Regions from separate parts of the Homo sapiens genome. Here region 2 is linked to region 1. Evidence: read pairs that join two places in POLR2A ChIA-PET (ENCODE). Cell type or tissue: GM12878. All regions are shown on one strand. Links, peaks and the distances in the headings refer to the core of each region. The heading gives the core; the rest is flanking DNA. Region 1 has its middle 31 kb from the start of LINC01814. Region 2 has its middle 130 kb from the start of LINC01814.

Region 1 (5,378 bases), core at 314-5,313:
CATGGGGGCCCTCATGAATGGCTTGGTACCCTTCCGGTGGTAATGAGTTACCGCAAGATCTGCTGGTTAAAGTCTAGCTAGGGCCTTCCCCGCTCTCTTGTTCCCTGTCTCACCATGTGACGCACCTGCTCCCCTTCACCTTCTGCCATGAGTGGCAGCTTCCTGATGTTCTTGCCTAAAGCAGATATGCCAGCTCCCATGCTTGTACAGCCAGCAGAACGGTAAGCCAAATACACCTCTTTTCTTTGTAAATTACCCAGCATCAGGTCTTCCCTTACAGCAATGCAAAATGGACTAACACAGTTGGGAAGAGAAGAGGTGACACATCTGAGACCCTCAGAGAACAAATTCAAGAGTTTTTAATGGAGAACCAGAGTGTACAGTGCCAAGGAGAGGCCAGCAGGTGCTGGGGCAGTAAGAAGAAGCTATAGGTGGGATGGGCCCTTGGCTGGCCTTCAAGGGTAGACAATAGTAATCGTGGGGATGGGAGCTGATACTGACTGAGTGCTAACACGATGCCAAGCGATGTGCAGGGGCTACCTTATTTAATCCTCACAGTCACCTCATGACACAGGCGTTATTCTTATTCCCATTTTACAGGTGAAGGGACTGAGGCACATAGAACCAACTAATTTACTTAAGGTTGTGCAGCTTGTAAATGGCAGAGCCAGGATTTGCACACAGGCATCTGGCTTCGGGGCCAGTGCTCTTCAACACCACCAGGAGAGTTTGGATGTGTCGGCTATCTATAGCTGTGCAATGAATTTCCCCAAGTTCAGCAGCCTAACGCAACACAAGTAGATTATGTCATAGTCCCTGTGGGCCGGGGACCTGGGAGTGGCCAGCTGGTCCCCCTGGCTCCGGGCATCTCACAAGCTGCAATCAAGCTGACAACCTGTGGTCATCTCGGGGCCTGCTTGGGGTAGGATTTGGTTCCAAGCTCACTCACATAGCTGTTGGCTGGAGACCTCGATTCCTTACATGGGGGCCTGTCCCGAGGCCAGTGACTTCCTTCAGGGTGAGTGACCAAGCAAAGGCATGAGTGACAGTGAGCAAGACATGTGGCCTCATCACGGAAGCGGCATATTGTCACCTTTGCTGTAGTCTGTGGTCTATCCACGAGAAGCAAGTCCTGAGATCCAGCCCACGCTCCAGGGATGGGCACGATGAGAGGCTGTGACAACAGCAGTGGGGGTCACCAGGCAGTCCTAGAGGCTGCCGGCCACACGGGCCCATGGAGGAGCCCAGGTCACAGACACCACTGTCCTTAGTTTGATTCTTCACCCAGGAGCCTGACTGTGTTCCTTAGGTAATAATAATAGCCCCAAGGGGAGCTAAAACTTGATTCCCAGTCTGAGAGATTTCTTCCTCCTGTTCCTCCCAGAATCCAAGTGCCAAATCAGACGAGCACGTCTTAAAGATCATCTGCGCGCTCGGCTATGTAAAGAAACACAAGCGTATTTGTATTTCGCTGGTGTCAGGCCGAAAACTTGGCACCATCCCTCACTCCTCCGCTCCCTTGCCATACGATTCCAGTCAGCCCCCAATTCCTCTAAAGCAGTGATTTTTTTCATCTCTCCTTTTCTCTTTGACTGCCCTCAATGAAGAGAAACCCTAATGGTCCTGGCGTTTCCACTGCTCCTTCAGTCACTCCCAGGTGTCATGATAAGGGCCCTGTCATACAGTCCTAATTGCTGTTCAAAGACCATCCGTGGCTCCCACAGCCAACAGGCAAGGACCATGCTTGAGTCTGGCCTGCAGGGCCTTCAGCTTCACAGCCCGGCCCACTCCCCACACCACCCCCTGGCTCCAGTCCCCCGGTCCACATGCCTGGCACCTTCCCACTTCTAAGCCTTCATCTACCCCTTTCCTAACCCTCAAATGCTTTTCCCATTCTTCTTACCCAAATCCTGGTGGCCCTTCAAGGTCAAGTTCATGCCCTCCCTTAATTATGAATTTTTCCAGATGACTCCAACTCTTCAAGGCTGGACTTGGCAAGAGGCAGTGTGTGTTCAGCGGGATCAGTGAAATCAAAACACTCATGACCACAAGCCAACTGCTCAGAAAATCATCTGGGTTTGCCTCCCCATGCCTGCACCCTGCTCTTGTCTTCACTACCTGGTGACTCCGTATGGGTCACCTGGACTTAGCCTTCCAGCTCTCCTGGGGAGCAGTTCTCAATTCCCTTCCCTCTGAACACCTGCTTCTATGCAGCCCCATGTGACTACTTTCTCCCTCCCCCAAATCTCCTTCTCCCCGGATCCGTTCTCACTACCCCACCACACCACCGTCAGGGCACAGCCCTCTCTAGACGCCCACTGCAGTCACTGTCTGGAAGATGACTCATCACATCCCCTCAGACCCCTGTGTAGTTTTCGATCTTTCTATCTAGTTCCCAACGAGACTTTGAGCACTTTCTTGACAAGTCCAATTCATCTCTGAATCCAGAACAGGGTGGGGACAGAGGGCATATACACATAATCCCAGGAAAGACAAAGGTGAAAATTGTCCATGGATATACCTTTGCGGGAAAAAAAAAAGAATACACTGAAGTGGCTTTACTCTATCTTCTTAACATTCAGAAATACAAAGCTGTCTTTCCACCCACAATCCCGGACTATAAACTCAGCAGCACACGCACAGAGGGTGTAGAGAACAATGGGGGCGAGCACAGGGAGGGTGCAGCCGAGTCCCCCTTTTCCACACTCGGGGGTGAGACAGCGGGGCCTCAGATGCAGATGTGAGAAGCGGATGTGAAGCAGATCTGGGAGGGCCTCAGCAGCCTCACACAAGACCTCCTGACATCAGCATACACCCCGTCTTCCCGACAAGTTTCCCTTTTCCTGGTCCCCATTAGAGAACACCCACATTACTCATTGCACAGTTACCGTTGAACTTTCTATTCTGACGTTCTCTTTTCACACTCGTTCAGAAATACACGCTGGTACCATTTCATTTGCTTTTAAATAGCACGCCGAAGAGGAGACATGCCCAGTGGTCTCCGAGTCATGCCCCACAGGATCCAGGTCATTTGCCTAAAAGGCAGAAGTCAGACCTGGTGAAAGCTCACAGGTAACAGCCGGGGGGCCGCCCTTGCACCTGGCATAGGCCTCACCAACCAGGTGCCTGTGCAGAGGTCTCTTAACTGTTTAAACTAAGGTAGGTTTTTCTGAAAAGCAGCCTCTCTCAGATTTTTTGGCCTCAGGACCACTTTGCCCTCTTAAAAATTATTCAGCATCCTCAAAAGCTTTTGTTCATGTGAGTTTAGATTTGATGGCATTTGCTGTTTTACAAATTAAAACTGAGAAAATTTTAAAATATGTATCAACTTGTATCAAAAATAACAATAATTCATGACATGTAAACATAAATTTCATATTTTAAGAAAAATAACTACATTTTCTTTCTTTCTTTTTTTTTTTTTTTTTTTTTTTTTGAGACAGAGTCTTGCTCTGTCACCCAGGCTGGAGTGGCAGTGGCCCAATGTCAGCTCACTGCAACCTCTGCCTCACGGTTTCAAGCGATTCTCCTGCCTCAGCCTCTCCAGTAGCTGGGGTTACAGGCGCCCACAACCATGCCCAGCTAATTTTTGTGTTTTTAGTAAAGACAGGGTTTCATCATGTTGGCCAGGCTGGTCTCGAACTACTGACCTCAAGTAATCCATCTGCCTCGGCCTCCCAAAGTGCTGGGATTACAAGCGTGAGCCACCGTGCCCCAGCCACTATACTTTTCAAAACAAAAATATCAGTGAGAAGAATGGCAATAATTTATGCCTGTTCAAAGCTCCTGGGTGTCTGACTTAGAAAACAGCCAGGTTGTCAGATCTGCTTCTGCCCTCAGCCTGGGCCATTAGATCACTTTAGCTGAGGCATGTGAAGAAAATTCAGCCCGAAACAAATATGTAGCTAGAAAAGAGGGACATGTCTGTAATAGACTTTTCAGACAATTGTGGCTATTCCTCTTCCATACTATACCAAAATTCAAATCATGATAGTTTCTCATAGGTTAGCTGCACTGTTGAATGAGAACCCATCTCACCTATTTTTTTTATATGACTACATTAAAATCTATTAGCTATCCTGCACTTTGAATAGATCATTTGTTTACCCACTCATGATTTTGCAATAAATGTATTGGTCATTTGGCAAATATTGATTCACTGACGTGTGATCTATCAAACGTCAACACATTTCATTACACAGCCAGTGCATTAATATGATCATGAATTCCATCAGAAAAGTCCGGAGGTGTTAGGAAGCTATCAAGCTCACAGCAATGGATACAAGTTTTCTAAAATTTTAATTTTCACACGAAAGGTCTAATTGTATGGCAACAGATACTATCAGTTATTTTTCCTGAAGCCACAGGCTTACTTCATTTATTTTCAAGAAAATGTCTGCCAAATATCCAAGTCTGGTTAACCTAGTTTAGGTTACAGAAGTCCCTCTCAGCTCTAAAAGGCCAGCCTCTTACAGAAAGTTCTGAGGGTCTTAAAGTTCAGGGCAAAGCAAAAAAGAGACCTCCAGGGAGATATTCCCTGCAAGCAGCTCCCAACAGCCCAGGGAATGACGATTAATTTGAACCGCATTTTCCCAGGGCATTGGTAAGAGGTCAGCCTACTCCACAGCTGATCTCTAAATCCCAAACCCAGCATCCAGTGTAGAAATGATGAAAATGGCCAATACATTCTTCTGGCAGTTGGTGCAGTGCTCAGTGCATGAAGGTTGAAGTAACCGTGCAGTGTGGGGCACCAGCCAAGACGCCGTTTCTACCTGGGGGCTGTCTCACCGTGCAGGAGGCGCGTTTGCTCCACAGTTTACTGTCAGCATCATACATACAGGTAACCAAAACCCTTGTCAACGGCCACAGGCAACCATCAATAGTGAGCACAATGTAACCAACGAAGGCTGGGGTGTGAAGAATCCAGCCAGCCTGATAGGCAGGGCACCATGCTGCAGTCAGGAGACCTGGGTTCCGGGGCCAGCCCTGCCTCCAACATGCTAGGGACCATGGCCAAACCACTTAATGTCTTTGCATGGGCTTCTTTGCCCTATAAAATGGTCAGGGGTGAGGTAGATGAACTCAACAGGTGCTGAAATTCTCCTCTAAGAAGTAGAGATATAATTACAAGATGTCAGCGCATAATATCATGTGTACCCACCCTAAAAACTCCATGAACCCCCAATGGACACACAAAAAAAATCATTGCTTACAGGTAATATTACTTTCTAACCAAAGTTTTATTTTAGAAATTTTAAAATATTGTCATAACCGAGAAGAAAAGTCTGTAGGATGGCAGGTGATGTTGGAGCGGGGTTAAACAAATAGACCACTGGGACATGTTAGAGTCTAGAAACAGATCCATTATAAATGGAAAT
Region 2 (5,378 bases), core at 180-5,179, 96 kb before region 1:
TACATGCTGTGCAGACCAGGGGTCTCCATCACCCATCGCCCTTCCCTATGGCCACACTGAATCGGCACATGCTCCGGTGACTCACAGGTTCCCAAGCCCACCCCCCAGAGCTCTCAGTCCAGAATTATTGCCATAAAGGGATTCATGGAGGAGAAAGAATTTCAGAAAACATCTTCAGGACTTGCACCTGAGAATGCAAGGGCATTCCAAGTGAGAACAGGTGCAGCCTGGCGGGCCGCATACGCGCTTCCTGCTGGAGACATCCCAGCCTGACCCGCTGCCCGGCACTCACTCATCAGAAGCACATAGCACGCCTCCGCCCAGCCCTTGGCTTCATTTGGGTATTCCAGAGATTTTCCTTTGACGAGTCATGCTACACTCGGATACGCATGGAAACTGATACAACCGCCATACTTTCCATTGTTTTATGTTCAAAGAGCTGGGGGTATGTTGATTGATAATCTCCTAAAGCTGCATTTCATATAAACTTGGAGCTAGTACTGACTAGACCTAGACCAACACCTCCAGGAATAGGTTGCCCTTCAGTGCAGCCCTTGCCAGGGTAAACAGTTTATGATACCGATGTTCAGATCCAGTTTCTTCTAAAACACAACCCAAGTTTCACTATCCCAAGCTGTCTAAAGACCTGGAAGCTCCCATGAAGTTAATCAGTGATGCCAATGTGAATCCACTAAGAAATGGGAACCCCAGAGCACACATTAGCAAAGGGTGTCCAGTCAGTCTCGCAGTGAAACAGGTCAATTATATTTTCTCCCTCACTGTCTCTTTTTTAAAAAATAAGAAAATTCCAAGTCACATACCAATAGCTGGATTAAGATATATGGCTCAGCCAAACAACACAGCAGTGAAATGACCGCCGCAGGCCCTCACCACATGGGCTGTGCCTCCCAGCCCCCATCCTAAGTGCTTCACTTACATTCACTCATTCAACCCTTACACCCACCCTGTGAAGCTGAAACTGTTATTATCCCCAATTGGCAAAAGAGGAAACCAAGGCACAAAGAGACTTAAGTCCTACAACTAACGATTGGCAAAGCCTGGTTCCAGCCCAGACAGTCCAGCTCCCGACTCCACATTTTTGAACACAAATATTCAGGACGTGCAGCCAGACAGCCCCAGGTGGCAGGCCAAGGATGACAGAGTTCCAAAGTGAAGGGAGAGGATTTGCAGAAGCATAACAGCTGTTACACAAATGCTATAAAATCTGCCCAAAGCCACAACCCTCTCCAAGACAGCAGCATCTCACCACCGCACACCCAGTGGATCACAAGATTCGCTCTTCTCTTTCCTCCATTCACCTGTCGCCCAGTCTTGAGACACCCTAGCACCATGGTGCATCCTCACATGGGTGAGCAGGGCCACTGCAGCAGGAAGAGGGGCCCCTGCTTTATGGAGACCAGGAAAGTCAGCGGCTCTAGTGGCTCTCTTAGGGCCATTCCCCAGGGAAGGCCCGCCGGAGTCCAGCACCCCTTAAAGTTCCTCTGGACGTTCCCTGCAAAGTGTAACCTAAGGCTGGGTCCTGGCCTGGATGCCTGCTGTCTTGCCTGGCCTCCACCACACTCAAAGACTGTGAGCTGTGACCAGTGGAGCCGGGGTATTGCCGCAATGACTCCCCGCTCACAAAGACACAGGAAAAGCACCAGGCTGGGGAGATGGCCCTGCGCCTGCCTCCGCCTCCCATTTGGAAAACACACAAAGAAAGGGAAATGGTGCTGTCCAAGATCAGAGCAGACATGGCCAACCAAAGTAGCAGACAAGGAGATTTCATGAGCTCAGTGGGGTTCTTCCCCATGTCGATGGTCAGCGAAGAGTTCAACATTTTCATTAAACACCAGAAAGTATGTCTTGGAGAATTACTGGTGAGAAACCTTCTAACAGAAAAACTTTTTTGGTGTTTTTTTTTTTTTCATCTTGACCCAGATACTAAATACCACATAACTGACACGGCCCCCTTGGAAGGCCCTCTTCATGTTGACCACAGTGCTGAGACACTCAGGGTTGTGCTCAGACCTAGAAGTCAGGGGCAACTGACTAACAGAGGCGCTTAGGCAACAGCGCCTGTCTTCTGAGGATGCTTAGAATATTTTTTCCCAAGTTCTTTGAAACTAGGACAGGCTCTCTCCGACAGTGCGATGGCACACGGAGGGGACGCTGCCATCTCAGAGGCCATTCGACACTGGCACTGTCCTGCCCCTAACACTGGTTCCCCTGGTTCTCCGGATCTCGCTGGGAGGGGACAGCAGGCAGGGACGCATCCCAGCCTCCCCTATTCACCGTTTAGCACAGGGCCAGGCAACAGAAGGGACTCTCACAACGGGCCTTATTAGAGCACAGTGCACACTCAGCAAAAAAAGACTTTCTTCAAAGGGTTCTGGGCAGGAAACGTCAAAGAATGAAGTATCTTGATAAAGAAGGCAACCAAGAAAATGAAAGCAGTCTGCTTTCGGAAACTAAACCACCCTCCCGCTTCCAACCCGGCAAGCCCTTCAAAGGCTCCCGCACGCAGGCCTGTCTGCAGCATTAACCCAAAGCCAGGCTTCTCCCTGCCCGTACAGAGAGCATCAGCAATGCTCCCACCGCCACCCCACCCCACCCAGGCCTGCAGCCTCACCAAGCGGGAGAGGGGCCGGGGGTGCTGCAGAGGAGGCTGGATAAGGCCGGTTTTCTTTGTAAGGTAGCAGATCCCTGAGATTCCCTGCGGGCTCTTCCAAAGCGCGGACTCTGGCCAGAGTTCACGGCCCCTCTGCAGAAGCTTCAACCACGCTGTTCACAAACCCAGCTGAGCGCTCTTACCCAAGGCTGCAACATCCATCATCCGCTATTTCACGGCTCATTTTGGGGACCTAATTTGGAGATGGGCAATGGGCAAGTTGCCCACTAAGCCAAGGGAGAATAGAGGCGCTTAAAAATTGTATGACAAGAGGTGCTTTGTGGCCCTCCACAGACTTGGGCAAGAATCACGCGGACCGCGGGCAGTGGTGCCCACCGAGAGCACCTGGAAGGGCCAGCGTCAGGGGGCGCGCTGGTCAGGCCCCGTCAGGCCCCGACTGCAGCCTCGTCCACTGTGAGGCTGGGGGGACGCCTAGTCGCTAGCTTCCCCGGTCTGGGGCCGCGCTGTCTGAAACCTCTCCAGAGGGGAAACTGAGTTCTCTCAGCTGACGAGGTTTCCAAGAACCCCAGTCCCCAGGGCCCTAGAATGCTGGCTGTGGACCGATGGGATTCTTAGACCCGGGTCACCTGCGTCAACAGCCCTGGGCTGGGCGGAGGGCAGCCCCGCACCTGCACCTGCCCGGCCGCCTAGGGGGTTGGAGGTGGCTCCACCGGACTCCTGTCGGGGCGCAGCCCGGACGCGCCCGGCGGGCGTGGAGGCCGCTCCCGGGCGGGGTAAACGGGCTGGGGCGCGGGGTTAAGGGGCGGGGTGGGGCGGAGGCTGTCTCCCGCCGCGCCTGCCTCGGATGAGGGCAGCACCTGCTGGGCCGCTGAACGCCCTCCCCTCTCTCTACTACCCACCCCACCACCACCCCGAACACCGCCGCGCCGGCTTCTGCGCTCCCTGGGCCCGATGCGGGGGACGAGACGTGGGTGCGGGAGTAATGGAAGGTGCAGGGGAGGTCGGCGAGGGGGCGGGGGTGGGTGCAGGGAGGGCTGAGCCCGCTGTGCAGGTCTGCGCAGCAGCCAGGCCACCCAATCTTTGTGTTTTTTTTACCAACTTTACTGAATACATATTTAGGAGCATGCATACATACATACATACATACATACATACATACATACATACATCTTTTTTTCAGCCTTTCAGGAAACAGAAAGAAGTGTTGAGAAATAAGTAAGGTCTCCTTTACGTGCTGAAATTGATTAAATAAATAACCGAAGAAGCGCCAGGGAGCATCCTGAGCCCGGGTTTGCTAGCCTTCCTCCCCGCGGTGGGTGAACCCATAAAGTGAAATAAAACATCCAGGCCGGAACCAGCGAAGGCGACGTGGAGAGATGCGACTGCAAACACAATCTGCCCCCAGGAACACCTCCCCCCTCAGCTGGAGGTGTGGACAAACAGGAACCAGCGATAGCATTCTTAAAAGGTTAGATAAGGAAGGCAGGTGCAGCCTACCTGGTATTTATCTTCTTGGCTTTTACTTCCTAGAAATATTTATCCTTTATTACCTACTGTACTATATTTAGGACCTCATTGGGTTTCCGGCCGTTTTCTGTTTGGACCGGTTTTTTTCTTGTTACCTTGTTAATATAAGCACGCAGGTTTAATTCCGTTTAAGACTTGTGAAGGATTCTCACCCCTACCCCCATCCCACAGTCTGCCGTCTTACCAAGTCAAGTCAATTTCACAGGTGTTAAATAACATTGAATAAGAAATATATAATCAGCATAAAAATTAAGTGCTGCATGACAACACAGGAAAATACCTCATATTCTGCCTAGTTTCTATAACATTTCTGTGAGCGGCCAGGGATCCTGGCCCCACTATTGCAGTATTTATTTTCGTACTGGTTTTTCATGTATTACTTGAAAATCCTAATTTCCAGCTTAGAGAAGGAATGCATTTCAAATGCGACGTGCCAGCAAGTTGAAGGGCTGGAGAGAAGATTTAAGTCATTTTTTTTCCTTTCTCCAGACTTTCTACTCCAGGTGGGAGTGGGGTGGCTGTTCTAATGGGGTCAGGTTTGAGACTAACGTGCATTTATTGGCCTGCCCCCACCTCTGGTTTTGTAGGTTGTTTTTGTGTTGAGAGCATATTTCATACTGAAATGAGAATTACCACCTTCCTCACACCGCTACTCACATGCACAGAAGACGGGGAGCATGAATGTCTGATGCTCATGTTCTCACAAGTGCCAGCCAGAAACAAGCAGGACACCAGCCCAGACCCCGCACCCCACATGGGCCAGAGCCAGTCTGTGACCAGACCTTCTGCTGTAAGCTGTCGTAACGGAGTCCCAGCTCTGAAGTGATGTCAGGACTCAAACTCAGGCCCCTGGGCCTTAAACATTTGGGCATTAAATCCCATGCCCTCACCACCTAAGCTACACTGACTTGACCCGGCAGAATTTTGCAAGGAGTTGCACACTAACTGGCATCCATGGCATAAACCACATCAGTCATGCAAGTGGAATTTTCAAAAGCCAGAATGAGTTCCCAAACTTTGACTTGGCTCTCATAATCCTAGTGGTCCCTTCCACTTTAGGAACATCACGTCCTTCCCAGGCTGGTCATACAGGTTTCCTGCCACTACTCTGCATACATGCACACACATGCATCTGATACTTCAAATTCACCCAGGCATTCTTCTCAATAACTGATGCCCCAAAGCAATTGGAAATAGAAAGTAGTGACTTTGGACCACT

What was found. ChIA-PET counts read pairs that join two places held together with the same protein. Peaks named below come from ENCODE experiments on the same cell type or tissue, not always from the same donor. Only the 100,000 strongest peaks of a DNase experiment are listed, where the experiment ranks them.
Region 2: POLR2A ChIA-PET joins it to region 1 with 5 read pairs; 4 of 35 experiments call an interaction of 5 or more read pairs at or near these places.

The regions. Positions count from the first base shown.
Region 1 is chr2:8,549,668-8,555,045 of GRCh38, forward strand. No RefSeq gene overlaps it. Among named protein-coding and RNA genes, the nearest start is that of LINC01814, 31 kb to the right of the region's middle. In GM12878, for the core only: no CTCF peak of the experiment used is centred there; a DNase peak (open chromatin) is centred at 2,316; H3K4me3 peaks cover 792 bases; H3K27ac peaks cover 416 bases.
Region 2 is chr2:8,453,797-8,459,174 of GRCh38, forward strand. No RefSeq gene overlaps it. Among named protein-coding and RNA genes, the nearest start is that of LINC01814, 130 kb to the right of the region's middle. In GM12878, for the core only: no CTCF peak of the experiment used is centred there; no DNase peak of the experiment used is centred there.